Linked DNA regions of Homo sapiens: all the other regions are linked to region 3. The links are chromatin loops, found by intact Hi-C in ENCODE. Cell type or tissue: heart left ventricle. All regions are shown on one strand.

Region 1 (5,000 bases), 520 kb before region 3:
GCAGCAATAAGTGTGACATACTCCAAGGTGTTATAATTTAAGGAACTTTCTTATGTGAGCCACACATATACTTGCCCACATGCACACACAGGCACAACACATCTATACAAACATGCACACACACATACATGCTTCTGCACACCAACACACATGTACATGCTTCTGCACACAACACACACAGATACATGTTTCTGCACACCCACACACACGTACCTGCCTGGGCATGCATGCACACACGTACATGTTTCTGCACACCCACACACACGTACCTGCCTGGGCATGCATGCACACAGGCACACAGCACGTACCCATAAGACTCAAGCATGCACACGCCCCTGTGTGCCTTTGGTCTCAGCCTTGAGCTTCACTTACCAAATGTGCAGGGGGCAAAGCCACGCACAGGCTGAGGGCGCCGAGCTGCAGAAGGCCCTCCCAGGGAAGGAAGTGGCAGCAGCTGTTGGGTGCGTGTTATATCCATGCCAGGCTCCTGCTCAGGGCTCTCTGTAGATTTTCTTCCATAAAGAGAAGATTTTCTCATCCCCATCATACAGATGTGGGCATCTAGGAAGGGGTATGACCTGAGAGGCAGGAGGTGTCCTGCCTGGGAGTGGCTCCCCCAGGGCTGGGGTGGCTGTCATCAAGCCCAGCTGACTACCTCCCCTGGGATTTTTGGGTAGCTGGTGAAAGGTTGGCTGGACCACTCTGTATCATTGAGGCTCGGAATTGGTGGTTTTGGTCGGGGGGGAGGGCCGTGGGAGCCAGGCAGAGGTGCTGGAGAGAGGGAGACAGTGCTACCCTGCACGGGGGTCCTGGGAGCAGTGGAACGTTATTCAATGCAAGTCATCCAGAGCCTAGGCCTTTGGGACCGCCTGCCCCCACCATGACCCTGGGGTGCCCAGTGAGGGGCAGGGGGCAAGGTGGGCCTGAGAACAGGAGTGGAGGCAGCTGGCGGAGGGCAGCTCGGAGGGAGTCAAGCCCCTGCCCATCTGTCTCAGCCCGATCCCCAGGGACTCTGGGGAGGCCCCTGGTGGAGTGTACTGCTCCGAGGGCAGTGGGAGGCATTGCTTGGAGAATTAAAGAAGAGCGTGATCCCAAGTGGCCGAGAACTTGGAGTGAAGAGCAGTGTGCTCAGGACCCATGTGGAAAGTGGATCCCGGCTCAGCCATCCTTCCCCACCCCAAGGAGCCTTTGGATCAGCCCTGCCCTCCCTGCAGCTGCACCCGCACGTGTCTTCCCAGGCTCTGAGGGGCTCACAGGCGGGTTGGGGCGGAGGGTCCCATGCCCTCTGGGAGCCTGCTGGAGGCACTGCACTGCAGAGGGCATGAACCTGCAGATTCTGGCCTTGCCACATCCTCAGAGTGTGGCCGACGGCAAGCTGGCCTCTCCACATGCCAGTTTCTGCCTCCCTAACGTGGAGAGGGTACAGCACAGACAACAGATACCACGTGAAAAGCCCCTACCCAGTGCCTGGCACACAGCGGGTGCTTCGGTTCTTATCTCATTGGAACTGTACATGTGCCTGGGGTGGTAGGAATTCCTGTCCCTTTTCCAGGTGGGGCATCTGGGACTCAGACCCATAAGTGGCTTGCCCCAGGTCGCACGGCCAGTTTGAGGTAGGGCCCCATGTCTGCGTATATGATCCCATCGTGAGACAGCACCTCTGAGCAGCCAGCCTTCCGGGGCGGCTAGAATACTCTTCAAATCTACAAGGTTTCATTTATATCCAGGGACAGCCATGCCCAGGCAGCGCTTGGCCAAGAGAGAGCACTGTGCTGGGAGTCCAGAATCTTGGCCCCAAATCCCGGCAGGACCCAGGGCAAATGGCTTCCCTCCTGGCGAGTGCCTTTCCTCCTCTTGGGCACAGTTCCGATGTTACCTGGGCTGGGCCATGGAGAATGCCGCCCAAGGGCTGGTCCTGGGCCATTGTTTACCCTAGTTCTGCATGGAGGGTTTGACCTCACGCCCGGCTCCCCACCTGCCCGCCCTGCTGTGCGGCCTCCTCCCTGCCTCGGCTGACTCACAGCTCTGCTATGCGTCCTGCAAACATTCCGGAGCCCTCGCCCTGCAGCAGTGCTCTCTGCATTGGTGGATAATAGGGCAGCACTCTGTACCCAGAACGGGAGGCATTTGGGTCCCCTAAGAAGCATTTGTCATTCTGTCCCTGCCTCTGGGCTCCTCGCCTGTGATCTCAGAAACAGGGCTGGGTGTGTCTCTGCAGCCTTCCTGGGGAAGTTTTCTTTTAATCTGCTAGACCCATGGCGGGGGGGCGGGGGGAGGGGAGCCAGAACACTCTGATCTGTTCCTGCCAGCTCAGGGACCTCGGGCAAATCGAGTCAGCTCCCTGTGAGAGGCGGGAGTGGGCGGCATCAGTGGTTTGCAGAGACGTAGGTTGCAGAGCCAGTGAGCCGGTGACATCTTGCATGCAGCCTTGATCCAGGGAGTGAAGGAAGTGCTCAGGCTGGGTGTGAGGGCGGGGAGGGGGCTGGGGCAGAGCTGGCTTTTCTGTGCGCTCTGCGGAGACCTCTGAATCTCCTCTACCCGTGGTGGGGGAAGCCCCAGAGTTCCCTGCACCTTTGAGGTCTCTCCTCACGCCAGCGGGCTGCAGCCCACGGTAGCCCAGGGTCACATAGTGGGGCCCAGCTAGAGTTTGAACCCAGAACTTTGTGACCTTGCACCCTGCAAGCATTCCGCTTGACCATTAGGGTGGTCAGCACCTGTCCCTGCCGCCGAATGCCAGCTCTGTGAGGTTGAGGCCCCACCCACCACTGCACCCAACACTGAGCATGGTGGTGAGTGCGCGCCAGGTGCCCAAGAGTCCTTTGCTGAGTGGGCGACGGGTGGGGTCCTCCTACTTCCCCCTGCCCTCCCTCCTGGCCCTTGCAGGGGCTAAGTACCTTTGTACCCCTGGGTGCCCCCGCCACGACCCTCCCCGCTGGCCCACTTCCCCCTTCCCTGTTCTAGCCTTCAAGGTCTGCAGTCTCTGGTCTCACTTCTCTCCTCCCCTGGTTCCAGTAGACAGCGGCCAGAGGAGGCGCTCCTGGGGTTGGATTCACTGTTGGTTTTAGGAACTGAGAAAGGCCCCCAATCCCCGAGAAAATCCAGGGCAGAATGTGGCTGAGGAGCTGGAGGGAGGAGAGGAGACCAGGCGCCCTCCCAGGGCCTCCACCTCAGGCCTGTAGATATGAGGTCCCCCAAGGCCTTGCTGTGTGACCTGGGCAAGTTACTCCATCTCTCTGGGCCCGGATAGGGATCAATGGATCCTATCTTGTCGGAATGCGGGGGCATTGAGGGCAGCTGGAGAATGTAAGCTTAGCTCCCAGACTGGTGCTCGGGAGGGCCGGCGAGGGTTCTGCTACGTTTATTACCACCTTTACTGGCGAGTTCAAAAGGAGCAAATCAGCAAAGGCCCCAAAACACTGGGGCCCAACAGACACGCAGTTTCCCCTTGAACAATGCACGTGTTAGGGTTGCGACCCCCTCCCCCATGCAGTGAAAACCTGCATGTAACTTTCGACTCCTCCAAAACTGAACTACGAATAGTCGACTGTTGACCAGAAGCCTCACTGATAACATCAACAGTTGATGGACAGATATTTTGTATGTTACATGTATTACATGCTGTGTTCTTACAATAAAGTAAGAACATGTTATTAAGAAAATCATAAAGAAGAGAAATATATTTACTATTCAGTAAGTGGAAGTGGATCATCATAAAGGTTTCCATCCTTGTCATCTTACATCAAAGAGGCTAAGTCAGAGGAGGAGGGGTAGGAAGGAGGAGGAGGAGTGGGAGGAGAGGTTGGTCTTTGTGCCTCAGGGGTGGTAGAGGTGGAAGAAAACCTGCCTATAGGTTGAAACCCGTGTTGTTTAAGGGTCAGCTGTAGACAGATGGCTCCCAACTTAGGATGCAGCTTAAGGATCTCTTGACTTCACAATGGTGTGAAAGCCATATGCGTTCAGTAGAACATCAGTAAATTCCATGAAATAGTAAACATCTTATTATAAAGCAGGCTTTGTGTTAGATGATTTTGCCCAATTGTAGGCTAATGGCAGTGATCTGGGCACACATAGGGTGGGCCAGGCTGCGCTATGATGTTCAGGTGGATTCAATGCGTTTGATTCAGTGGATGGGTTTGCTGGAACGTAACCCCATCGTAAGTTGGGCAGCATTTGTCATGCGAACCACAGAGATAATTTACAATTTTTGAGTAGCCACATTAAAAAGGTAAAAAGAAACTGGTGAAATGAATTTTAATCACATTTTATTTAACCCAATCCATCCAAAATATTGAAACAGCACATAATCAAAATTATTGGGATATTTTGCATTCTTTTGTATGTACTAGTCTTAAAAACCTGGTACTTACATTGAGAGCACCTCTTACTTCAGACACTACATGTTGAATGTCCTACCTAGACAATAAAGTTGTGTTGAACAAGAGGCTATTTCACATGGCTTCAGTATTTTTAATTTTTTTTTTTTGAGAAGGAGTATCACTCTGTCGCTTAGGCTGGAGTGCAGTGGCACAATCTTGGCTCACTACAACCTCCACCTCCCGGGTTCAAGCGATTCTCCTGCCTCAGCCTCCTGAGTAGCTGGGATTACAGGTGCACACCACCACGCCCAGCTAATTTTTGTGTTTTTAGTAGAGACAGGGTTTCACTATGTTGGTCAGGCTGGTCTCGAACTCCTGACCTAGTGATCTGCCTGCCTTGGCCTCCCAAAGTGTTGGGATCACAGGCGTGGGCCACTGCGCCTGGCCCACATGGCTTCAGTTTTTAAAAATTAAATTTAATGAATTTTTCTGCAGGTCTGTAGTAGGTGTATGTACCTGTGGGGTCCATGAGATGTTTGGATACAGGCATGCAGTGTGAAATCAGCACGTCCTGGGGAATGGGGTATCCATCCCACAAACATTTATCCTCTGAGTTACAAATAATCCAATTATTGCTTCAGTTTTTAAATGTAAAATAATTAAAATTAAATATATTTAAAAAAA
Region 2 (5,000 bases), 530 kb before region 3:
TCCCCGCCCTCAGCTCAGTGCCATCTCCCCTCCCGGCAACTCCCTGTTCTAACTCCTCTCATTCTGGGACACGTGGCCTCTGGTGGGCACTTCCAAATGGTCAGTGTTGTCACTCACCCTGGGCTTAGAACTGTCTATGGCTCTTCAGGATTCAATCTAAGAGAAAAGCCCCAACCCCTGGTTTGAGCCTAGAATGCCCAGCGAAGCCCGGCCCCTCCTTTCCCCACACCTTCACTCAGGGCAGCCTCGAGAACGTCCTGCAGCTGCCTGGACATGGCACCGCTGTCTCTCTCTGTGCGTGTCCACTGCTGTTCCCTCTGCTGTCTCTCTCTGTGCGTGTCCACTGCTGTTCCCTCTGCTGTCCCCTCGTCCCCACCTGGCCAACCTGCCCCACCCCGACGCCCCTCTTCAGGAGGCCTCCCCTGTCCCTGTCTCTGGGCTCTAGTGCTGCATTCATCACGTTATTCCCTTTCCATGAGTCTCATTTCCTCCTGGGTCTCCTTCCACCTCCATGCATTCTGGGGCCAGAGGCAGCTCTGAGCACTGTGGCCGAGGGATAGACGGACCAGTATGTGGGGAGGTGGGTGAGGGGTGTGCAGTTTTATAGCTCAGCCCAGAACATAGGCGGTGGAGCCAGATGGACCTGGGCTCGAGCCCAGCCCTCGCAGCTGTGTGATCTGAACAAGTTACCTAACCTTTCTGAGCCCGGTTTTTTCATGTTAGCAAACAGGCTGTGCGACAGCCCTTCTGGAAGGTCAGGGAGGCTGTGGCCCAGCTCTCGCTCGGAAGTGCTCAGTGATGGGTTTGGAATATTGTGGGGACCGAGGGGTAGGGATGTTTTCCCTGACTGCGTGAGGATGACCCTGGTGTGTGGAGCAAAAAGGCAAGCTGGCCCCCGGGCGTAGGGGCTGGGGGTGCCACAGGGAGGTGCTTTTATGCTCATGCCTTCCAGAATGGGAGAGCCCCAGGCCTCACCCAGGAAAGAGAAGGACCTGTGCCAGGTGCCGGCTTCATGTCCAGCTCTGCCACCCTCTTTCGTAGGGATCCAGGGCCCCATTGTTCACATGGGGGTGGCCTCTAGGCTCCTGATGATCTCTTGGGAGCTGCCCTTGGTGATGCCGAGCTGCCTACAGGGGTCCTTCTGGGGCCTGAGGCCAGGTGGTCACTGGGCCCCTGCCCCTCGGCCCCTTTGTGAACCCAGCAAAACCTGCACCTTTGGCGCATGACCTCCAGCTCCTTGGGAACCTATGGCTGCTCTTCCAGAAGTCCCTCTACCTGGCAATGGGCCCTCCACCGAGAACTCCTGGTGCTGAGATGGACGGATCATGATTTCCTTCTGTCTGCACCAGGCTTTGCTTAGGAGAGAAAATGCCAGAAACAAAAAGGCTTTTCTCACTCTCAGCCTTAACATAGGATTTATTATGAATAAATGAAACTCCCTTGCAGGGCAGTTGCTCTGCGACCAGCGTGGCCTAGGAAGGCTCAGCTCCAAGTGATCAGCTCTGTCCTACAGAGACTGAAGCTTGGAGCAGCTGGTGACAGGACCACGGGCACGTAGCCTGGATTGGGAGAAGTTGGGAGTGGCGATCACTAGTGTTTGCGGAGCACTTGCTAGGAGGCCTGAGCCAAGGATGTTATCTTATTGATGTACGTTATCTTATTTAATCAGAGCCTGCCAAACATCCCAGTCTGCCCCAAAGTCCCGGGCGACACCTGTCGCCCTGGCGTCATCATTAATAACCCCCGGAAGGTGAAAACTCTCAGAGTGCCCTTGTGGAGCTGAGAAGGAGCACGGTTTCACTGTGCTTAGTCCTCTGTCGAGCCCTCTGGAATATCCCTATGATGTGGATGAACAAGCTGTGGGTCAGGGGGATGGAGGGACTTGCCCAGGGTCACCAGCTCGGAGGCAGGGTTGGATTCCAGGATTTATAATCTCAGAGGTGGGATTTAAAGCCACGACCCTCTAATCCTTCCCAAGCAACAGAAGGCACGGAGTGTGTTCGCGGTGTCAGGGAGGGTGGTGGGAAGGCAGGGGCGGAGGTCCCTTCGGAGGCCTGACCTTCCCAGGACCCCTCACCAGCGGTCAGCAGCCGGGGTCCCGGGAAGAATTCTGCCGAGAGAGAGCTTTTTCCCCTTCAAGGAATAAAAAGCACACACACACATTCCTCCGAATCAAAGGTGTGTCCAGAGAGAGGGAGGGCAAGGCCCCTTGACCAGCAGCTGCCAGCAGCCTGGGCACATGACAGCCCCTGAAGGCTGCTGGCACCGACTCTGGCCAGGCATTTGCAGTGGACGGCGGTGCCAGGACAGGGAGGGCGGCCTTTCACCAGCTTGGCACCTCTGCCATGTGACGGCCGCCTCCCCTGGGGGAGGGCGGGGCCGCTCCTCTCCCAGCAGGCGGGTGCAGCCCCAGGGGTGCTGCAGGCCACTGCGGGACCTTCAGCGTCCGGCTCCCGGCACTGGCCTCTGTGCCCTGGCCGTTCCTGGGGTGGGGCATGGGTCAGGAACTCGCACTCTCACTCTCGGGAGATAGGAACTCAGTCCCATTCATAACCCCACCGTGTAACCTGGAAGGCACTTTGCAGTTTACAAAGGCCGTCATAGCCAGGGTCCTTGAAGGAGGCGTGTCACCGTCCACTCTCCAGAGAGCAGCCTGCGGCCTGGGAGGTGGGCTTCGCCTCCTCGACGTCACATGTTGGGGGCTGTTTCCTCGTTGACTTCCAGTGCAGGGCTGTGATCTGGAGTCCAGGCCTTGCTGGCCGGGACCCCCAGGACAAGGGTGGCCGTGACATATGTTCTGGCGCCTTCAGTACTAGTGAAAGAAACGAGCCGGCCGTGTCAGCTGGGAGATTTCTTGCGGCTGCCGTAACAAAAGATCACAAACTGGTGGGGGCTGGAAACCACAGAAATGCCTTCTCTCCCAGTGCTGGGGCCGAAGCCCGATATCTAGATGTAGGCAGGGCTGCGCTCCCTCCGACTGCTCCAGGGAGGGACCCCGGCCTCTGTCTGCCCTGGTGCCTCCAGGTGCCCTGTGGCTTGTGGCTGCCCCGCTCCAGTCTCCGCCTTGTTTTCATGTGGCCCCCATCTCTTCTCCCTGTGTCTCTCCTCTGAGCCTTCAGGAGGAGGCTGGTCATTGGATTTTGGGTTCTCCAGGATGATCTCACCTCAAGGTCCTTAATTGCATCTGCAGATGCCTGTTTCCAAATAGGGCCACATTTGGTTAGGACGTGGACACGTCTTTCGAAGCCACCATGCAGGCCGCTACAGGAGGTTTCATGAATTCATCTCAATTTCCAGAGGACCTGGTGTTGCTTGGCCGGCCCCCTCCAGCAGTGACTGGAGGTTGCTGAGTAGCAGAAGCTTTAGGTGGGGCAGGCCCTCACCTGTCTGCCACAGCGAACCCCACCCCTGACCCCCGACCCTGCCTGGGACCCCTGACCTGGTCTTCCCAGTCCATTTCACAGCCAGGTAAACTGAGGTAGCTCAGGGTGAGTTATTGCCAGGCCTGGGCTGCCCAGGGCACCCGGCCCACGGGGCAAACCCCAACACAGCCCTCAGTTTACCAATTCTCGTCACATGGAAGCCACCTGGGGGCTTCCCAGGGTGTTCTGTCTGCCCCCCTGTCCCCAAGGGTACCTTGTGTCAGGTTGGGATGACTCAGAATAATCAAATATGGCCACGTCTTTTGGGATGAGCAGCCATTTATCGTTTATCCTGGGGATCAGAGTTTTTTCCTCTGTAAAGCTGAATAATGTCGCCTGGTATAGCCCTAGGTAGTGTTACTTTGAAGGCTGAGAGAGAGAATGTGAAAGCGTTTTGGAGCCTGAAGAATACAGAAGGGAGAGACGTGGTGAGCATCAGGGTAGTGCAGTGTTATCTTCCTGAGCTGTACGGGGAGCGTGGTTAGGACAGGAGGGACAGACCGTGGTGAGCATCAGGGACAGTGCAGCGTCCCCTCCTGAACTGTACGGAAAGTGTCCTTAGAAACTTCAGGAACTCCTTCCGTGGAGTTTCCCTGTTCTTTGCATCCATCCTGTGCTCAGCCCTGAGCGAGGCGCTGGGGAAGGGGAGCGAGAAGGGCCTCTGTCTCTGTCCCTCTGGGCGTTACATGACTCCAGGAGTTGGGTATTGAACGTCACAGGCATGGCTGCCCCGGGCTGCCCGAGCGGCTGGACATAGGTGGTGGGTGTGTGGGGCACGAAGGGTGCCTGGCTCAGGCTTCTGGGGACAGCTGAGTGCAGGAGCTGGGGCAGCAGTGAGTCTAGGATGGAGGATGCTTTGTGGGGAGACCACAGGGAAGACCATCTGAGGAAGAGATCCTGTGTGACTGGTCACCCACAGAGAGATGGTGGTGAGACCTCAGCATGGCTGGCTCAGAGCCCCTTCCTGAAATGGCCTGGCATCACGGTGATACAGGAACAGAAATTCGGAGCAAGGGGAGGACTACCATGCCTCTCTTCTGCACTCTTGGGGGCAAGGCCAGAGCAGGAATTGGGTGTGGTGGGGGCTACTGAGCTTGGGTCCTATGTTCACTTTCTCCTTCCATTTATTTATTTATTTATTTATTTATTTATTTATTTATTTATGAGACAGGGTCTGGCGTTGTTACCCAGGTTGGAATGCAGTGGTGCAATCATGGCTCACTGCAGCCTCGACCTCCGAGGCCCAAGTGATCCTCCTACCTCAGCCTCCCAAGTAGCTGGGACTACTGCTATAGTATAGTCCAGTGCCTAGACTGTACTAGTACTATAGGCACATGCCACCACCTCTGGCTGATTTTTGTATTTTTTGTAGAGATTGGGTTTCACCATGTAGCCCAGGCTGGTATCAAACTCCTGGGCTCAAGTGATCTGCCCGCCTTGGCCTACCAAAGCCCTGGGACTACAGACATAAGTCACTGCATCTGGCCTAATTACTTATTTTTTTGGGGATGGGTCTTGCTCTGTCACTCAGGCTGGAGTGCAGTGGCAGCATCATAGCTTAAGCAATGATTTTGTCAC
Region 3 (5,000 bases):
AGCAGAGTCCGCACGCTCCGGCGAGGGGCAGAAGAGCGCGAGGGAGCGCGGGGCAGCAGAAGCGAGAGCCGAGCGCGGACCCAGCCAGGACCCACAGCCCTCCCCAGCTGCCCAGGAAGAGCCCCAGCCATGGAACACCAGCTCCTGTGCTGCGAAGTGGAAACCATCCGCCGCGCGTACCCCGATGCCAACCTCCTCAACGACCGGGTGCTGCGGGCCATGCTGAAGGCGGAGGAGACCTGCGCGCCCTCGGTGTCCTACTTCAAATGTGTGCAGAAGGAGGTCCTGCCGTCCATGCGGAAGATCGTCGCCACCTGGATGCTGGAGGTGCGGGGCTTCGGGCGGCTCTCTTAAGACTTCCCTGCAACTTGTTGCCCAGACCCACGTTTCTTTGCTACTCACCCCCCTCCCTTCTCTCCCGCTAGAACTTTGAAGTTTGCCGTGGTGTTTCTAGGGATCCGTATTTTCAAAATAAAAATTGCGGGTATTTTCTGAAGGAGGAAGGGGTGGGGGTGGGGGTGCTAGAAGTAGCGTTTCGTGGGAGGGGAGAAGGGGGTCCGGGAGGGGTGCCTTCGGGAGAAGCCAGTGCCAGGGGCACCCCAATGGGCCCGAGGGTGCGGGCTGGCAGGCTGGGTGCGCTTTGTGTCCCCCGCCTGCGCCCCAGCCCGGCTGCGCCTCAGCGGCCGGGAGCCGCCAACTCCGGGGGGAGGGGGCATAGATTTGATTTTTAAATTAATATCCATGGACACGTATGCAAGGGCCGCTCGTGCCAGTATTATGCGCCATCTTTGCTCTTTTATTGCAAAGCAAAAGTGTTTATTAATAATTGGGGGCAGGGTGGGGGCGGGGAGCGGCCGCCGGGCGCTGGGGCCGCAGCTAAGGGCCGCGCGGCTGCCGGGAGCCCGCGGGAGGGGCGCAGGGACGCGGCATGGGTAGTTTTGGGGGGACGCCGCTAGGGAAGGGGGGGCCTTTGTTCAAGCAGCGAGTCCCGGGGCGCCCCGAACGGGCAGCCTGGGCCGGAGAGCACGGCGAGCTGCAAGGTCGCGTGGCCCCCAAGACGCCAGGGCTTGATCCCCGTCTGCAGGGATATCGGCTTGGAGGACCTTCTCCGAGCGAGCCGGGGGCCTGGGAGCACATTTTCAGACCTTCGGTGGGCGCCTGAGGGGCCCGCAAGTATTTTAAAATAATTTTTGAAAGTGCGGCGTGGTGCCCTTGCGAGAGGGAAACGCCGCCCGCGCCCAGGGGGAAGGGGGGGCCCCGGAGTTTGAATTCCTGGGGCTCCCCCCGGAGCCTGTAACGAACTCCCAACCCCCGGCCTGGGTAAAGGGTCGCCCGAGGGTCATTTTCAGGGTTTTTTTATGCACTTAGTTATTTTTTTAATATTTTTAAATATTTTTTGAAAAGATGACGTCTGGGGAAATGCGGCGCGGCGGCCTGGGACGCCACCTTTGTGTCTCGCAGGCGCGGCGCCCAACCCCGCGGCCCGTTCCGCGGCCCCGCACCCCAGTTGGTGTCGACCCCCAGTCAGAGGGACCACGGAGCTCCAGGGCGGGCCAGGGTCCCGGGGGCCGGCAGCCCGCGCCGCCGCGCACGCCGCCCAGCTGTGCCCGCTCCCGCCCCCACCGTGCCAGCCTCGCGGGGACTTTCCCTTTCAGTTTCGGGGAGGGTGGGTACTGGGGACGCGCGGGGGAGGGGGCGCATCACGGGAAGCTCCTGCCGCCCCCAGCCCCGACCCCTCGGCGCCCTCCAGACCTGGCGGCCCTGCCAAGCGCGATGGGGGGTGCGGGGGCGTGCGGGGGGGCGGCGCGACCTGGCGGCGGCGGTCACGGGCCCCGTGCCTCCGTAGGTCTGCGAGGAACAGAAGTGCGAGGAGGAGGTCTTCCCGCTGGCCATGAACTACCTGGACCGCTTCCTGTCGCTGGAGCCCGTGAAAAAGAGCCGCCTGCAGCTGCTGGGGGCCACTTGCATGTTCGTGGCCTCTAAGATGAAGGAGACCATCCCCCTGACGGCCGAGAAGCTGTGCATCTACACCGACAACTCCATCCGGCCCGAGGAGCTGCTGGTAACCACTGGACCCCGCCGCCCCCCGCCCCCCGCGAGCCGCACGCAGGACCACGGGGCCGGGGAAGGTGCAGGCGGTGGCGGCCGGCCCGCCTCTGACATATCTGCTCCTCCGAGGGAGGGCGGCCCCGCCGCCGGGCGTCCCTGTCCGGGGAGCGGGCGGGATCCTAGCCGCCCTCGTCCCGCCGCCCTGTGTGCGCTTGCCTGCGACTCCCACCGCGTTCGCGCCCCGCGGTGTGGCCGAAAAGTGGGCGGCGCGCGCCCTCCAGCGGCTGCACGAGGAGCGCCGCGCTCGGCGCTGAGCCTCCAGTTCCAGGTGGTGGGAGGTCTTTTTGTTTCCACTTGCAGAGTCTTTTCACGCGGCGGGCGCCTTTTCTGTTTTGATCTGGGATTGCGTGTTGCCCCAGCTCCCTTGAGTCCCCAGCATTCGCCAGCCCTCCCCTCCAACATCCAGGACCGCACGAGACGCAGGGGCCAGTGCTCTGAGCCGGAGGTGCGGCGTGGCCCGGCCCCCGTGCTGCCGGCTTCCCCGCGCCCCCGGGCTGGCCCGCACCTCCCCTGATGGCCGCTCACCCTGTGTTCGCAGCAAATGGAGCTGCTCCTGGTGAACAAGCTCAAGTGGAACCTGGCCGCAATGACCCCGCACGATTTCATTGAACACTTCCTCTCCAAAATGCCAGAGGCGGAGGAGAACAAACAGATCATCCGCAAACACGCGCAGACCTTCGTTGCCCTCTGTGCCACAGGTAGGGCAGGCCCGGCAGCCCCCGGCCTCCCCTTGAGAGCCGGCTCCTTAGGTGACCCTGGCCGGCTTCTTGCTCTCCACCTGGGTGCTGTCTGGGAAGATGTCCCCAGACCCCCTCCTGCGCTGGAGAGCGCTCTTCCAGCTCTGGTGAGCAGAGGCCCTGGATTGTTTGTCGCGCTGGATGGAGGGAGATTTGCTCCCTCACGGCCACCATGCAGTACCTTGGGCATTGGTGTGGACGGCTCAGCCTGCCTGTGTCCCGTTACTCTGGCCTCGTCCTTCAGGCCAGGCAGCCTGTGGCCACTCCATGCTGAAAGGGGTTTACCTTGGCCACAGGGCCGCCTCCTTTCTCCACCCACCTCCAGCCCTTCTTGTGTCCTTAAGGAGCCTGAGCTGCAGAGGCCCCCTCCTGGCCTCTCCCAGGCTGGGCCACCTGCCAGAGGCGCCTCCAGGGGCGGGGAGAGCTGTCGGCCTGCCTGCACCACGTGCTCTGGGCAGCCGAGTGCAGGGGTGTCCAGCAGAGGAGCTCGGCTGCCTGAGGCCCTGCCAGGGGTGCCGGCAGCCAGCCGGGCTCAGCTGAGCCCTGAGGGGGCGCTTCAGAGCACTCTCAGCTTGGGCCGCCACCGTGGGCAGCAGAAGCACCCAGTCCTCACTTCCCCTGGCATGGCCCCAGAGGCCCCTCCCTGACATGGCCTTGGCCCCAGAACCCAGTGGGGACAGACTCGCACATACACAGGGTGCCGCCTCCTGCTGTCCCCAGCCCTGCCTCTGACCCCCCTGTGACCGCCTCCTTCCCTGGCCCAGGAGGCCTGGTTACCTTCATGGGGGAGCATGGCCCCATCCCACCCAGCTCTGCTGTGGCCCACCTTTGGTCAAGCCTCAGTTGTCACATCTGTTTGGGGGCTCACTCTGGGTGACCTAGGCCACAAGGCCCACGGGGCATCAAAGAGGCAGTAGCATCTTCTCCCCTCCCCAGAGGGCAGAGCCCCCCAAGCCTACTTCAGAGCTCCCTTCTGACACCGGTAGCCCGCAGCCGGTATTCCAGAATGGGTTCTGGTTTAGGCGTGAGGCCTCCCCCACCTCCTCCACCTGCTTGGGGCATGAACCCCTCCCCCACGTTTCCAAGCGAGTCCCCAAGGTGGGCAGATGAAGATGCCAAGGATGTCGACCAGTCTGGATGGGTCTGGGGTGGGGGGGCATGCGGCAGACAGGGAGGCATTCTCTGGCTGGTGCTCCTCAGAGGAGAGAGGCCTCCGGAGACTCCAGACAGCCTTTTATGGAGCTGAAAGTGGCTTCAGAGAAATGCAAAGTTTCCTGGAGAGAACGTGGGGCGTGGTTCTTGCACAGCCTCCCTACAGGGTGGCTCCAGCAGTGGAGCTCCCCTCCCAGGACCCCTGGGTGCTAGTGGGAGGCAGTGGGCAGGTGCAGATTCTCGTCCTTCCCACTACTGCACACCCTTTGTCTGCGAAGGCGCCCCCAGCGGTGGGTGAAGGAGGAGGGACACTTGGGGACCCAGCTGTGCACGTGCTCTCAGTGACTGTGGAGTCCACTCCAGGGTGGGTCCCGAGGGAGGGGCAGGAGACCAGGGGACCCACCCCTGCAAAGTGCTCCGGGTCCTGACCCGTGGCCACCCCATGGAACGTAACTGAGCAGCCAGTGCCTTGTTCCTGCTGGACATCTGTGGAGACAAGAGTGACTTACGGCTGCTTAAAGTCAGAAACAGGTTGAAGGAGGTGGAGGCGTGGGAAAGAGTCTAGGAAGGTGTTTTTGCCCTCCACGTGGCAAAGGTTACATTTAAAGGTGATGCTGGGTGTTCTCCCTGCACTAGGCATTCCTGGCCCCAGGTCCCCAGCAGGTGTGCACATGCTGCATACACTCACGCATGGGGGTTTCAGGGCAGGTGCGCCCTTGGCTCCGTGGGAGGCCAGGTGAGGAACGTCCAGTGCCAAGGAGCTTCCGGGACAGCTGTCACTTCCCTTTACAACCAGGCAGCGGATAGGGTCAAATCCTGGAGCTTTGGTGTCTAATTCTGGGTGGCTCCTAATCTAAGCACAGACAGCACCACACACTGGGGTGGGGGCACGAGCTTCTGAAACAACGTGGCCCCAGTGACTCCACGCTGTGTGTGCCCCTGGAGACGGGGGGGTGCACAAGGTGCGGAGCCAGCTAGAACCTGTCGCTCCCTGCAGAAGCG
Region 4 (5,000 bases), 150 kb before region 3:
ATCAGGACACCCACCCAGAGCCCGGAAGGTGGAAGAAGCTGCCCTCACCTCACCAGCCCCTGCTAGATACTCACACACTCACACACATGGGTGTGCAGGTGCACACACGCATGCACACACACACACACACACACACAGGGGCTGCTGGGAAGTGAGTGGGTCCCTGCTCCCTGTGGAATATGTGAAGCCACTTGGGGCCAGCTGGGCTTTGCCACATCATTCCCGCCTGTGAAAGAGGCCTCTGAGGTTCTGGTGCCACCTGGATAATTCAAAGCCCATCCAGCCTGGGGTTGTCCCCCTACCAGGATCTTCCCCAGGGCTTTGGAGGCCTCACCCTTCCTGGCCTCCAGGGGCTCCATTCATGTCCAGCATAAACACATGGCCGGGAGGGGAGGCTGGCTTTGCTGATCCCAGGGCCCAGACGTTCACAACTGGGAACTTGAAGGGTGTGGGGCCGAGTCCCAGCTCCTACACCTCTGTCCTCACCTCTGCACCAGGCCTGAGATCCCTGGTCCTAAGTACCTCCTGGGGATGATGTGAGCTCCGGGAAGAAAAGAGGAGGCAGGGCTTGATGACAGGAGCTCCTGGGGCAGGTGGGGCAGCTGGGATGACCGTGCTGGTGGCAGACTTTGAGGGGCACGGGATGCCTTGCTCTCCTCCACCCGCAGGGCTTTAACAATATGCAGCAAGCTCAGCTGGGTTTGGGAGGCCATGACAGCCCAAGCCCCCTGCAGCAACAGTGAATGTTTCTCCTGACCAAGATTGGCTGGGAAGAGACAGCAGCGTGCCATCGGGTGAAGAAGGTGGGTTGTGCAGAAAATTTCAGCTACAAGCGACAGAACACCAATTTAAACTGGTTACAGCCAAAAGGAGAGGGTTAATTGATGTAGAAGAGCTTCAGGCATAGCTGGTTCCAGGAGTCTGTCATCGGAACTTGGGGTCTCCATCCCTCCTTCTCTAGCTCTGCTTTCCCGTGTTGGTATCACTCACAGGCAGACTCGTCCTTCTGTCTTTTCCTTCTAGTCCAAGACGGGCATGGCGCCAGAGCCATCCTTGTCCCGGGTGGCCACCTCGCCAGCTGCAGAACCAACTTCCGGCAGCATTATCCGTGCTTTCCTGAGTTGACGAGCACCATGCACTCAGGGGAGCTCTACCTTGCTTTGAGGGTGGTTTGGATGTTCTCTCTTCCCTCTCTTTTCTTTCTGCCCCCAACAGAGAGACAGTTGTGGGGACAACTGAAGGGGCTTGGTACTGGCATCTGGAGGGCAGAGGCCAGAGATGCTGCTAAATACCCTACAGGGCCCAGGACAGTCCCCACAGCAGAGAATTATCCGGCCGCATTGCAGGATAGAGAAATCCTGGGACAAGTGGCTGTGGACGTCCAGGTGTGGTCATTCCTCCAGCCACAGCAGGCTTTCAGAAGTTGTCCTGAGACTGCAATGCAGGGGGGCACTGTACTCAGGAGCAGGGTGGTCCCCACCTGGGCTGAGGACAGATCTTTGGGAGGCAGCAGTGGCCTGAGCCCTGGACCAGGATGCAGGGGTCCCGGCTCTCGTTCTCCCTCATTCCCCCACTGCTCAAATGTGTCACTCCTGCCTTGCCACCCCCATTTACTTGTCTGAGGCAGGAGCTGATCTAGGAGCTGGGGAACCACTCACAGGTCTTGGGCAAAGGTCAGTGCCTGCATAGACTTGGCCAGCACAGTGTGCTTGAGCCCACCATCTCAGCCTCCTCACCACGGGGATTGTGCGGCCAGGGAAGTGCTGGCTTGCTTCCAGGTTGGTTTGGGTGTTTTCTATTTCCTCTCTTCTCGTGGCGCCCACCCGCCCCCCCGCCCCGCCCTGCCCCAGGTTCCCATTGAAATGCCGGCCAAAAGGACAGCTACACAGGCAGTTCCAGACCGCAGCCTTCCAGGGCCCTGCTCTGAGCAGCTGCCTGAGAGTCCCAGGCCGGGCGTACATTGTTCCATTTTTGGAATTCTTCGGGAGTGAGAGCAGCCTCGGCTGTCAACAGTGCTCTGTTCACAGAGGCCGGCCCGGCAAAGGAGAGAGGGCGAGCTATTGTCCAGGGCTGGGCTGCGGGCTGCAGGAATGTGCTGGAATGCCGGCCCGCATGGCACAGTCCCAGAGCGGGGCCTTTGTGTGCAAACACCACCGGGCAGCAGGGCCATCACATAAATAACGATGACCTCACCCCCAGATATCAGGCTCTGTGGTGGGATGGGGTGGGGGCGGGGGCCGGCCCCCAGAAAGGAGACCACAGGGGAGGCGCACCCTTCCCCACACACAGGGCACTGCAGCAGCCTCTGTGCAGGAACGCCAGCCAGAGTGGGGTTGGGGTGGATGTCTGCCCCTGGAAGCAGGCTGCATTTACTGTCTGGGGCCAATTGATACCCCTCAGTGCCTGAGACCTGGGCATCAGGACTCAGAGCCTCAACTCCAAAGGGTCCTGATGAAAATGCTGGTATAGGTATAGGCAGTTCAGGTCCAGGTGCAGAGGTGCAGGTATGGGCATGTGCAAGTTGCAGGTATAGGCGGAGGGGTGCAGGTATAGGCAGAGGGGTGCAGGTATAGGTGGAGGGGTGGAGGTATAGGTGGAGGACTGCAGGTATAGGTGGAGGGGTGTGGGTATAGGTGGAGGGGTGCAAGTGTAGGTGGAGGGGTGCAGGTATAGGCGGAGGGGTGCATGTGTAGGTGGAGGGGTGCAGGTATAGGTGAAGGGGTGCAGGTATAGGTGAAGGGGTGCAGGTATAGGTGGAGGGGTGCAGGTATAGGTGGAGGGGTGCAGGTATAGGTGGAGGGGTGCATGTATAGGTGGAGGGGTGCAGGTATAGGTGAAGGGGTGCAGGTACAGGTGGAGGGGTGCAGGTATAGGCGGAGGGGTGTAGGTATAGGTGGAGGACTGCAGGTATAGGCGGAGGGGTGTGGGTATAGGTGGAGGGGTGCAAGTGTAGGTGGAGAGGTGCAGGTATAGGCGGAGGGGTGCATGTGTAGGTGGAAGGGTGCAGGTATAGGTGAAGGGTTGCAGGTATAGGTGAAGGGGTGCAGGTATAGGCAGAGGGGTGCAGGTATAGGTGGAGGGGTGCAGGTATAGGTGGAGGACTGCAGGTATAGGCGGATGGGTGTGGGTATAGGTGGAGGGGTGCAAGTGTAGGTGGAGAGGTGCAGGTATAGGTGGAGGGGTGCATGTGTAGGTGGAGGGGTGCAGGTGTAGGTGGAGGGGTGCAGGTATAAGTGAAGGGGTGCAGGTACAGGTGGAGGGGTGCAGGTATAGGCGGAGGGGTGTAGGTATAGGTGGAGGACTGCAGGTATAGGTGGAGGGGTGCGGGTGTAGGTGGAGGGGTGCAGGTGAAGGTATGTGCAAGTGTGGGTAGGTGGAGGGATGGAGGTATAGGTATGTACAAATGTGAGTATAGGTGGAGGGGTGCAGGTACAGGTGAAGGGGTGCAGGTACAGGTAGAAGGGTGCAGGTTCAGGTGGAGGGGTGCAGGTATAGGTGGAGGGGTGCAGATATAGGTGGAGAGGTGCAGGTACAGGTGGAGAGGTGCAGGTACAGGTGGAGAGGTGCAGGTATAGGTGGACGGGTGCAGGTACAGGTATATGCGGGTGCAGGTACAGGTATATGCAAGTGCAGGTATAGGCAGGGGGATAGCGAGCCCTAGATACATCCCTGGGTGATGAGGCCCACTCCGCCTCCTCCAGGCTTGTCACCTCTGTGAGCTGCTGTACCTCCTTCCTCAGTAGAAAGGGGACCACAGAGATAAGTCATGCCTTCAGCACCTGCCAGCGGCAGGTGTGATGAGAAGGGTGTTTTCCCTCTGGGGTCTTCCTTCCCAAACCCCATAACCCAGTCCAACTATGAGATCAACTAAAGGGCATTCTGTGAAATCCTCAAAACCAGTCCTCAAAACTGGTGAGGATGTCACAAGCAAGCAAAGAGAGAAGCTGCCGCAGCCCAGGGAGTCTCAGGAAATGGGGTGACCCAGTGTCACGTGGGGCCCTGGATGGGGCTCTGGGACAGAAAAGGGTATTGTGGGAAAGCCAAACAAACTACAGACCTTAATTAACAAGAATGCATTGACATGAGTTCGTTAACTCTGACAAGCACACCCTACTAATATTAGATGTTCACAGTAGGGGAAGCTGGGTGTGGGGCACGCGGGAGCTCTTGCTGTGTCCGTAACTTCTCCGTGAAGCTGCAACTGTTCTAAAGTGGAAGGTGTGTAAAGCCGAATGGTTAAGAATCCAGCTCACCCTGGGACACGCAGCAGGTGCCCAGCCAGCGGCAGCCCTGACCATGAGACCAGCCCACCCCTTTCACTCTGTCTACTCAGAGAAGCCTCTTTGCTGTAACCCACACAGTGGTTGGAACTGTACAGACTTCATCATGAGGAGTAAGTGCAAGCAGGAGGTAGGAGTGCATTGGCGGGAACCTGCAGAGACTGGGCGAGTCCCTGTTCTGTCCCTTCCTGACTCCAGGGCTTGAGTGAGCGACACCACCTGCTTCTTGGGGCTGCTGTGGGGCAATGAGAAGACCCAGTGGGATTTGCAATGTAGGGCACACCTGCTCCACACTGCGACCAGAGCCCTTTCAACTCAGACCGAATCTGGAGGCGTCTCTGAGCCTGCTTTGCTGGCCCCAGCTCTCCTCTCTCCTGCCCCTTCCTGGCCAACCTCAAAGGAGGGCCCTCGAGGCCTAGCAGAGACGCTCCCACCAGGCAGCGTGTTACAACACACCATGTTGCCTTCCCGCGCCTCCGGCAGCACTGTGATGGAAGCTCAAGGGAACAATTTGCAGTGTCCAGGGCTGAAGCCTGCTTAGGGTCCAGCTGCTGCCACCAGCATGCAGGCTCTCACACAGCAGGGGCTGCTGCCCCACTTGGCAGGGCAGGGCGCTGAGGACCAGAGGGGCAAACCATTTGCCCAAGGTCATTGCCAGGACTTAAACCTGCAAGCTGGAACCTGTGCTTTCAATCATAGTGTCCAGTGGGCCAAAACAGG
Region 5 (5,000 bases), 220 kb before region 3:
CCATTAGAAAGTTAAAAATTATAGGTGAGGCTGACATAGTCTTCCTATTGCACAGTGCTGGCCGAAGGGGAGCCAGTCCCGGGCTGAGGTCCTCATCTGTTTCCTACCCTGACTCCCAGGGCAGGTCCGGCTCTGCTGGGGGGCCTGTCTGCCACAGGACTTGATGAGGAGGGGAAAGACTGGCACCCACCAAGCACTTTCGACATGTCAGGCACTGGGCTAGGCGCTTGGCCTCGATATTCTTATTTAAGTTGCATAACAACCCGGTAAGACAAGGACTACTACTGCGCCATTTTACAGACAAGGAAATTGAGGCTGGTTGAGGTGAATCAACTTGTGCAAAGTCCCAGAATCTCCACCCGGGCAGTATTGCCTGAGCTCTTGCTCAGCCAACAAGCCCCACTACCCCCACACACCCATGGGCCTCTTGCAACAACACCTTCCCCACATAGGGTCATGGGGAGCCTGAAGTGTGCGGGGGCAGTGGAGGGCATCTTTCTGAGGGCATCCTGCCCCTGAAGCCCAAGGAGGAATCACCCTCACGGCTCACCGAGAAGGATTGGCAACCCTCAGTCTTGTGGACTGAAGACTCATTTCGGAGCCACTCCAGGGTTGAGGCAGAGTGTGCTCCCAAGGGGTGGTTGTGCCCTGGCTCACGGCCCTGAACACAGTAGGTCTTCAACTAATACAGCAGGAAGAAATGGTGCCAGGACAGCTCTCCACGTTGGAAGTTCTTCCTTGTTAGCCCAAGCCAGGCTCCTTTGAGGATATCATTCAGATTATTACTTTGCTTGGGGCAGGGTCCCAGGCACAGCTCCGGGCATGGGTGCAGGGATCACACTGGACACACCAGATTCAGACCCTTCCAGAGCCCCTTCCCTGCTGCAGGGGGCAGAAAAGAACAGATAAGCGATGGTGCATAGTGGGGCAGCAGCTACCCCCAGACTTAAGAAGAGGACCAGGACATTTTTCGGGTTTCTGGTCAATTAAATGGAACGCCAAGCAGAGTCATGTTCTCAGCATCTATGTTTAACAAATCTATACTTCAAATGCACACCCTCTCTGCTGAAAGAACACAGTCCCATCGAAGTATTTTTGCCTGATGGGAGGGATTAGAATTTCCGTGGCAACATTACATCACTTTAGACCAAAGCGACAGTGTCTGGGAAGACAGAGCTGGTTCTGCACGTACCTCCGCTCCACAGTCACGGACACTGAGGTGCTCAGGGGTCGGCGCTCAGGATCACTGGGCAGCCGTACGTGTCCCAGGCAGCGGGAGCCCCGGCAGTGCCAGCTCCCACACCATCCGGCTGTGACAACCTCAGGTCCTTGATGACAGGGAGCCTCTGCCAAGACGGTCCGAAAATTGGGAAGGGGACCCGCTCATCTTTGTGGGGTCCCCAAGAGCTTCAGATAAGTTTGCTGAGCACCGGCTTCCTGATCACATTTCACATTTGACCAAACGATGTTCCTCTGCAGCCTCCCTCCCTTGGTCCCCAAATTGGCAGCACTTTCTAGAAGCTAGATGCAGAGGATGTCCTTTGTCAAGGGAAAAAGAAGTGTTTCCTTTGGGATAAAAGGACACACACACGAGTGTTTATGCACATGCAGATACGTCTGCCTCTCTCTATGGACATGTATAGAGATTTGGTTGTTTATGCATAAAATATCCCTGCATGGATACCCAGGAAACTGGTAATGTCAGTTGCCTTTAGGGAGGAAAACTAGGGGTCTGGGAGTCTTAAGTAGGAGAATTTTTTAACCATATTTTATATTTTTTTAAATTGTTCTACTCTGAGAAAATTTGAAAGTGTATAAAAAGCAAGCTCTGAGCCCCTTGTCTTCAACCCCGGGGCCTCTCTTGCCTGAAGTCCTGCCATGAAGATGAATCTCTGCCTGTACCCAGTTCCGTCAGGGTCCTGCTAAGGGGTGAGCAGAGGACACCACACCGAGGGGCCACCCATTGTCTCCCAACCTCGGTTCCCAGGACTCCCGTCCCCACGGGCCCTCTAGACTCTGTGAGGCTGTGATTCTGGGCAGGGTGAAGCCGGACATGCCGCAGGGCCGATGCCGGCCGTTGTGGAACCAGCCCTGGAATCTCAAAAATGTCCTGTGGTCAGGCCTGAGCTTTGTTAGTGACTCAGCAGAAAGCACCCAGCCCTGGCCCCGTGGCAGGTAGGCCAGCCCCAACCTGGGGTGCAGCCTCAGGCCTCCAGCGTCCAGAGCCCAGGCCTGTGGGGATGTGGGCCCAGTGGGTGAGTGGCCACTGTCCAGACCCTCTGTCTCAGCGAGGCATCAAAGGCTGGCAGAGTTGGCTGCTGGGGGAGCCCCTGGATGGGGCCAGAGCCCCGGCTCTGGGCTGAACTGTGTCCTGACCTGCTGACTGACTTCCAAGGCCTCAGTTTCCCCATTCACAGGAGAAGACCAACTGCATGTAAGCAGAAGCCTGACATTAGAAATGCAGCTGTTCTGTGATGCAGGTGGCGTGCTTGTCAAAGGAGGTTGACAAGCCTCCCAGGCTGCGTGGCCACAGGCAGCCTCCATGCCCTGGAGCCCCAGTTTCTCCTCCATGAAATGAGGCTAATAAGACTTCCTCCAGGCCGGGAACCGTGGCTCATGCCTGTAATCCCAGCACTTTGGGAGGCCGAGGCAGGCATATCACTTGAGGTCAGGAGTTCGAGACCAGCCTGGCCAACATGGTGAAACCCCATCTCTACTAAAAATACAAAAATCAGCCAGACATGGTGGGACGCACCTGTAATCCCAGCTACTCGGGAGGCTGAGGCAGGAGAATCGCTTGAACCCAGGAGGCAGAGGTTGCGGTGAGCCGAGATTGTGGCAGTGCACTCCAGCCTGGGTGACATAGTGAGACTCTGTCTCAAAAAAAAAAAAGACTCCCTCCAGTATCCGTGCTTGGGATGATTAAATGAGACAGTGCAGTCTTTAAGACATCAGCTGCCGCCAGCACCTTGAGGCTGCTGAATACCACCTGTCCCATCACTGACACGATGCTTCCACTCTGCTTATTTTCTTAAATAAATGTACTTTTACTGGCTACTTGATAGCACTGCCATATGTGGTGGATCAACGTCACTTGCCATAAATAGATTACACATTAAAAGTCACCCTTCACAATAGGGCTAAAACCCAGCCATCTGTGTCCCACCCCAAATCAGCTCACACAGCCCCAGATTTGGGGACACAGTGAGATGAAGACATAAGTAACAAGCTTCGTATGCAATGATGGTAGAAAGGCAGGCAGAGGCGACACGATTTGCTCATTTAATTCTGCAAGCTTGGTGTTAGGGTTCACTTATGGCTGCCTTTCTTTTCTTTCTTTTCTTTCTTTCTTTCTTTCTTTCTTTCTTTCTTTCTTTCTTTCTTTCTTTCTCTCTCTTTCTTTCTTCTTTCTTTCTCTCTCTCTCTCTTTCTTTCTTTCTCTCTCTTTCTTCCTTCCTTTCTTTTCTTTTTTTTTTTTTGACAGAGTCTTGCTCTGTCACCCAGGCTGGAGTGCAGTGGCGTGATCTCGGCTGACCCCAAACTCCGCCTCCCAGGTTCAAGCGATTCTCCTGCCTCAGCCTCTGGAGTAGCTGGGACTTCAGGCGTGCGCCACCACGCCCACTTAATTTTTTGCATTTTTAGTAGAGATGGGGTTTCACTATGTTGTCCAGGCTGGTCTCAAACTCCTAAGCTCAGGCGATCTGCTTGTCTCAGCCTCCCAAAGTGCTAGGATTACAGGCGTGAGCCACCACGCCTGGCCTGCCTTTCTTATTAGGGGATTTTTAAAATTCCAGTTAAAATCAGCAAAGTCCAGAGAGAGGTGTTCTACACCTTCATGTTAACAAAATTATTTTAAAATGAGAAAAGCAGGTGCTGGGGAGGATGTGATGAAGCCAACGCTCACGCAGGCATCAGCAGGTTCACACGTGTGAAGCACGCATGTGCTCAGGAAGGGTTGGTTAGCATGATTATCATATCCTGTCGGTGGTAACTATAAACTGGATCAGGACCGAGGGAAAACAGTACAGAAATAACAACTACTGAGCCAGGGCCATGAAAATGTACGCAGCCCCAAAGCTAATGATTCTAGGCCTAAACACTGATCCCAAGGAAATAGTCTCCCCGCCCCATGTAACGAGGCCCCTGCTGAGACAGACCTGCTGATCGTCGTCGTCCACGTCCTGTTATTTCAATGCTCGTCGCTCACCCTGCCCCAGCCCACCGAAACTCCCGCATTTCCCCACCAGTCAAGCTCTCGTGTTGGGGGCTTTGCGCTTTCTTGAAGCAACTTCCCCAACCCTGGCATCCAGGTTTTCCCTCCGGCACCCCTCCACCCCTGCTCAGACCGCCCCCCTCAGGAAGGTCAGAGCTGGCCCTGGTATCCACAGAGGCACCTGCCCAATCCCCCCGCACTCCTTTGCCTGTGTGTTTTTCTCCAGAGCACTTATGCCCACCCAACATGGTCCATCTCATGGTTACTTACTGTTTATTTGGTTTATTGTTCATCTCCCTGAACTACAGAATGTCAGCTCCTGAGGATGGTGACTTGTTCACCGCTGCACCCTCAGCACCCAAAGGAGAATCTGGCGGTCAGGAAATGCTCGGTGGATGTTTGTTGAATGAATAAATGATGCTGACAATGGAGACCGTCCAAACGTCTAAGCCAGTTAGCGTGCAGACACTCAACCCACCATGTGGAAACATGGGAACCCACTGAGAGGGAAAGGCAGAGGTGGACGTGCACCTGCGGCGATTAATTAAATCCACGTGAATGTGTTCACAACCTTTGCAAGGAGCACAGACACAGGGCGTGAGAGGACAGAGGACACATTCTCCCTTTCTGTCGCCGAGATCTGAGCAGCCCAGGGTGAAACTATCCACTCAGCAAGACCTTACAAGAAAATCAAACAGCCCATGCACTGCTTTGATCTGCGTCCTTGCTGGCAGGAGGGCTGGGACTGGCCAGGCCTGGCTCTGGTCAGCCACCCCATTGGCAGGAC
Region 6 (5,000 bases), 720 kb before region 3:
CTGAGGCAGGAGACTCGCTTGAACCCGGAGGCGGAGATTGCAGTGAGCTGAGATTGCACCACTGTACTCCAACCTGGACGACAGAGCCAGACTCCGTCTCAAAAAAAAAAAGAAAGAAAATGATGCTTTCTTTATCACTGGTTTTAAGCAATTTGACTATGATTTGCCCTGGTGCTATTTGCTTCATGTTTTTTTTTGAGACAGAGTCTCACTCTGTCACCCAGACTGGAGTGCCGTGGCGCAATCTTGGCTCACTGCAACCTCTGCCTCCTGGGTTCAAGCGATTCTTCTGTCTCAGCCTCTGGAATAGCTGGGAGTACAGATGCACACCACCACGCCTGGCTAATTTTTGTATTTTTAGTAGAGACGGGGTTTCACCACATTGGCCAGGCTGCTCTCGAACTCCTGACCTCGTGATCCGCCTGCCTTGGCCTCCCAGAGTGGTGGGATTACAGGTGTGAGCCACCGCACCCGGCCTCATGTTTTTTAACATTGTGGTGAGAACACAACATGAGATCTACCCTCTTAAATGTTTAAGTGTACTATATAATATTGTTAACTATAGACGTCGTGTTGTGCAGCAGATCTATAGAATTTATCTTGCACAGCTGAACCTTTATACTTGCTTATTGCTGAGTTCACTAATTTCCTTCTTTCATGCCTAATCTCACATCTGTCCCATCCAGTGTAACTTTCATCTGACATCCAGAAATAAGAGTCTTTTTATATCTTTGATGTTCTTATTTAATTTTTTTAACATTTGGAATACAACTATAATAACTGTTTTGAATATTCTAGACTATTATTTCTCTATCACCTGTGTCATTTTTGGTCTCTTTCGATGAACTGTTCCCCTTGAGTGGTTGTGTTTTCCTACCTTTTTGTAGGCCTGCTAATGTTTGTTTGGATACCGGACATTGAGGATTTTACGTTGTTGCATGCTGAATATTGAATATTTTTGTATTCCTATAATCTTTTTTTTTGTTTTTTTGTTTTGTTTTTTTGAGACAGCGTCTTGCTCTGTCACCCATGCTGGAGTGCAGTGGTGCGATCTTGGCTCACTGCAACCTCTGCCTCCTGGATTCAAGTGATTCTTTTGACTCAGTCTCCCGAGTAGCTGGGACTACAGGCATGCGCTACCATGCCCGGCTAATTTTTGTATTTTTAGTAGAGGCGAGGTTTCACCATGTTGGCCAGGCTGGTCTCAAACTCCTGACCTCAAGTGATCTGCCTGCCTCGGCCTCCCAGAGTGCTGGGATTGGTGTGAGCCACCACGCCCAGTCTCCTATAATATTCTTGTGCTTGGTTTTGGGAAGCAGTAAAGTTACTTGTAAACAGTTTAATCCTTTTGAGTCTTGCTTTTGAGATGTGTTAGGGTCTGGATCAGTGCTTAGTCCAGGGTTAATATTCCCCTGTACTGAGGTAAGACCCTTTGAGCTTTCTACCCAATGCACCCTGTATCATGAGATTTTTGAGTTTGACTGGTGGGATTAGGTGCTGTTCCCGGCCTTGTGTGAGCACTGGGCACTTTTCTCTCATTGTTTTGGATGGTATTTTTCCCAGGCCTGGAGTAGTTTTCTCCTAAGCATGTGCTAATCACAATACCCAAGGGAATCTCGCAGCAGATCTCTGGGGTTTTTTCTCTCTGTGTAGCAGTCTCTTTGGCATTTTGTCCTGGAAACTCTGCCTGCATTGGTCGCCACAGATTCTCAGCCTTGTCTCCTCAACTCAGGGAGCCTTCTAGGTTCTACCTGGCTGCCCCTTCTCTGTACTCTCTCCTGGAAACTCTCAAGGCAGAAAGCTGGGGTAACCCCAGGGCTCACCTCCTTTGTCTCTCGTTATTCAGGGGTTACTTTTCTTTGTTACCTGTTGTCTAGTGTCCTGAAGAGTGTGGTTTCAGTTATTTTAAAAAAATTTTAAATAACTGGCTGGGGGGGTTGTTATTTGAGATGGGAGAGTAAATGCAGTCCCTGCTATTCCATCTTGGGCAGAGGTGGAGGACGCACATTCTCTCTTGTAGCCAGGAGAGAGCACTCCCGTTACAGAGCTGTGTACCTTGTGACTGTTGTGGGAATCTTGTCAACCACTCTTTTGGGGTTTAGGAATGTGTTTGTGAGACCTCTGGTTTGTTCCTGTGTGATAATAGTACCACAAAGGTAGCAGCTGAAAACAACCCACGTTTATTATTCTACAGTTTATCTGGGCGGAGAGCCCAGGCCCGGCTGAACAAGGTGCTGTGCTCAGGATCTCACAAGGCTGCGATCGAGGTGTCAGTGGGGGCTGCAGTCTCATCTGAAACTTGCCTGGAAAGGATCTTTCTTCAGGCTCACGTGGTTGTTGGCAGCATTCAGTTCCCTGTGGGTTCTTGCTGGGTGTTGGCTGGAGGCCGCTCTTAGCTGTTTGCCCTTAGGCCTTGCCAACATGGCTGCTTGCTTCCTAAAAGCCAGCAAGAGACATAGTCTCCTAGCACAATGGGTTATCGTCTTATGTAATGTTATCAAGGGTGTCACATCTCATCACCTTTCCCCTGTTCTGTGGATTAGAAGCAAGTCTCAGGCCCCACCCACATTTGAGGGGAAGGGATTATGCAAGATGTGAATACCAGTGGCCAGGATCCTGGGGCATACCTTAAAGCAAGTTTGTCTAACTAAAGGCCTGCAGGCCACATGTAGCCCAGGATACTTTGAATGTGGCCCAACACAAATTTATAAACTTTCTTAAAACATTATGAGATTTTTGTCTCTGTGTTTTTTTTTTAAGCTCATCAGCTATTGTCAATGTTAGCATATTTTATGTGTGGCCCAAGACAATTCTTCTTCTTTTAATATGGCCCTGGGAAGCCAAAAGATTGCACATCCCTGCCTTAGAGTCTGTTTGCCACAACCTCTCAGCTGGTGGGCTGCTCTAAGGAACAGAGTCCAGGTTCTTTTTTTTTTTTTTTTTTTTTGAGACAGCATCTCACTCTGTTGCCCAGGCTGTAGTGCAGTGGCACAATCTTGATTCACTGCAGCCTCCTCCTCCCGGGTTCAAGTGATTCTTGTGCCTCAGCCTCCTGAGTAGCTGGGATTGCAGGCGCATGCCACCAGGCCCAGCTAATTTTTTTTGTATATTTTGTAGAGACTGGATTTCACCATGTTGGCCAGGCTGGTCTCGAACTTCTGACCTCAAATGATGTGCCCACCTTGGCCTCCCAAAGTGCTAGGATTACAGGAGTGAGCCACCACACCTGGCTAGATTCTAATTGGCTTTGTAGTTATTGCTTTATCCAGTTGTGTTTTAAATCAGACAGGAGAAAAAAAGGGTCACAAGCAGAAAATACATTTATGGGGTCTTTTATATCTACCCATGTAGTTGCCTTTATTTCTTCATGTAGATTTGAGTTACTCTCTCCAAAGGACTCCCTTTGGTATTTCTTGAAGGGCAGGTTTGCTGTGACAGATTCTCTAAGCTCATCTTTATCTGGGCATGTCTTAGTTTCTCCTTCATTTTTTGAAGGATAGTCTTGCTGGGTATAGAATTCTTGGTTGACAGTCTTTCAGCCCTTTGGACGTGTCATTCCATTGCCTGCATACTTTCTGATGGGAAAGCAGCTATTGATCTCATTGAGGGCTCCTTATATGTGACAAGTTGCTACTCTATTGCTGCTTTCAAGTGTCGTCTTTTGTCTTTTGAGTGTGTGATTATCATGTGTTAGGTGTGGATCTCTGTGAGTAAATTACATGGAGTTTGTGGACCTTCTTGGATGTTTAGATTCGTGTTTTTCATCAAATTTGGGGAGTTTTCAGCCATTATTTTTTCAGGTATTCTTTCTGCCCTTATTCTACTCTCGTCTCCATCTACAACTCCCATTATGAATCAGTTGATTCACTTGATAATGCCCCACAGATCTCTGAAGCTCTGTTCATTTTCCTCCATTTTTTTCTTTCTGATCTTCAGGCTGGATCTTCTCAATGGACCTCTCTTCAAGTTTGCTGATCATTCTCTCCTGTTGAATCCTTCTAGTGAATTTCAGTTATTGTACTTTTCAACTCCAGAATTTCTGTGTGGTGCTTTTTTTTTTTTTTTTTTTTTTTTAGATGGAGTCTCGCTCTATCGCCAGACTGGAGTGCAGTGGTGTGATCTCGGCCCACCGCGACCTCTGCCTCCCAGGTTCAAGCAATTCTCCTGCCTCAGCCTCCCGAGTAGCTGGGTCTACAGGCGTCTGCCACCACGCCCAGCTAATTTTTGTATTTTTAGTAGAGACTGGGTTTTACCATGTTAGCCAGGATGGTCTCTATCTCTTGACCTCATGATCTGCCTGCCTCAGCCTCCCAAAGTGCTGGGATTACAGGCATGAACCACCATGCCAGCCTCTGTGTGGTACTTTTTAAAAAATTATTCCTGTCTCTTTATTGATATTCTCTTATTTGGTGAGACATTATTCTCATATTTTATTTCTTTAGACTTGTTTCCCTTTTGCTGTTTGAACATACTTAGAATCGCTGATATTTCAAGTCTTTGTCTAGTAAGATCAGCATCTGGGCTTTCTCTAGTATCCAGTTTATTTATTTATTTATTTAATTTTTTGGAGATGGAGTCTCACTCTGTTGCTCAGGCTGGAGTGCCGTAGCGTGATCTCGGCCTGCTGCAACCTCCGTCTCCTAGGTTCAAGCGATTCTCCTGCCTTAGCCTCCTGAGTAGCTGGGATTACAGGCGTCCACCACCACGCCTGGCTGATTTTTGTATTTTTAGTAGAGATGGGGTCACCATGTTGGCCAGGCAGGTGTCGAACTCCTGACTCAGGTGATCTACCAACCTTGGCCTCCCAAAGTGTTGGGATTACAGGCGTAAGCCACTGCTCCTGGCCTCAAGTATCTGTTGATTGCCTTTTTTCCCCTGAATATTGGCCATATTTTCCTGACTCTCTACGTGCCTTGTAGTTTTTTGTTGAAAATGGATGATTTTAAATAATAGAATGTAGCAACTCTGGAAGTCAGGTTCTCTTCCCACCCCGGGGTTTG

Evidence for each region. A loop is a pair of places that touch in the nucleus more often than their neighbours do. Peaks named below come from ENCODE experiments on the same cell type or tissue, not always from the same donor. Only the 100,000 strongest peaks of a DNase experiment are listed, where the experiment ranks them.
Region 1: it touches region 3 in a loop (5-fold over the local background); 35 of 110 quality-filtered maps call a loop at or near these places.
Region 2: a loop joins it to region 3, with 4 times the contacts of the local background. A loop is called at or near these places in 102 of 110 quality-filtered maps.
Region 4: a loop joins it to region 3, with 4 times the contacts of the local background. A loop is called at or near these places in 28 of 110 quality-filtered maps.
Region 5: it touches region 3 in a loop (2.5-fold over the local background); 4 of 110 quality-filtered maps call a loop at or near these places.
Region 6: it touches region 3 in a loop (2.8-fold over the local background); 4 of 110 quality-filtered maps call a loop at or near these places.

The regions. Positions count from the first base shown.
Region 1 is chr11:69,120,889-69,125,888 of GRCh38, forward strand. No RefSeq gene overlaps it. Among named protein-coding and RNA genes, the nearest start is that of SMIM38, 33 kb to the right of the region's middle. RefSeq lists enhancers at 1-135, 1,893-2,187, 1,907-2,722 and a silencer at 1,893-2,187. In heart left ventricle, no CTCF peak of the experiment used is centred here; a DNase peak (open chromatin) is centred at 2,011; H3K27ac peaks cover 875 bases.
Region 2 is chr11:69,113,457-69,118,456 of GRCh38, forward strand. No RefSeq gene overlaps it. Among named protein-coding and RNA genes, the nearest start is that of MIR3164, 33 kb to the left of the region's middle. In heart left ventricle, no CTCF peak of the experiment used is centred here; a DNase peak (open chromatin) is centred at 2,296; H3K27ac peaks cover 834 bases.
Region 3 is chr11:69,641,185-69,646,184 of GRCh38, forward strand. CCND1 (cyclin D1) reads left to right here. Exons shown (of 5, transcript NM_053056.3): 1 at 1-327; 2 at 1,847-2,062; 3 at 2,648-2,807. The coding sequence starts at 130. Among named protein-coding and RNA genes, the nearest start is that of CCND1, 2.5 kb to the left of the region's middle. RefSeq lists enhancers at 243-945, 2,464-3,208 and silencers at 1,568-1,707, 1,798-1,857, 1,988-2,247. In heart left ventricle, CTCF peaks have their summits at 2,329 (motif pointing left), 2,528 and 3,370; DNase peaks (open chromatin) are centred at 7, 1,611, 2,277, 3,277 and 2 weaker places; H3K4me3 peaks cover 3,741 bases; H3K27ac peaks cover 3,625 bases.
Region 4 is chr11:69,495,356-69,500,355 of GRCh38, forward strand. No RefSeq gene overlaps it. Among named protein-coding and RNA genes, the nearest start is that of LINC01488, 16 kb to the left of the region's middle. RefSeq lists enhancers at 1-2,411, 362-904, 1,084-1,899, 1,900-2,713, 4,247-4,781. In heart left ventricle, a CTCF peak has its summit at 2,077; a DNase peak (open chromatin) is centred at 2,046; H3K27ac peaks cover 1,343 bases.
Region 5 is chr11:69,418,605-69,423,604 of GRCh38, forward strand. No RefSeq gene overlaps it. Among named protein-coding and RNA genes, the nearest start is that of LINC02953, 4.6 kb to the right of the region's middle. RefSeq lists enhancers at 785-1,360, 1,935-2,509, 2,069-2,213 and a cis regulatory region at 2,136-2,146. In heart left ventricle, no CTCF peak of the experiment used is centred here; a DNase peak (open chromatin) is centred at 2,157.
Region 6 is chr11:68,922,217-68,927,216 of GRCh38, forward strand. The region is part of intron 7 of IGHMBP2 (immunoglobulin mu DNA binding protein 2); the gene reads left to right. Among named protein-coding and RNA genes, the nearest start is that of IGHMBP2, 21 kb to the left of the region's middle. RefSeq lists an enhancer at 4,959-5,000. In heart left ventricle, no CTCF peak of the experiment used is centred here; no DNase peak of the experiment used is centred here; H3K27ac peaks cover 848 bases.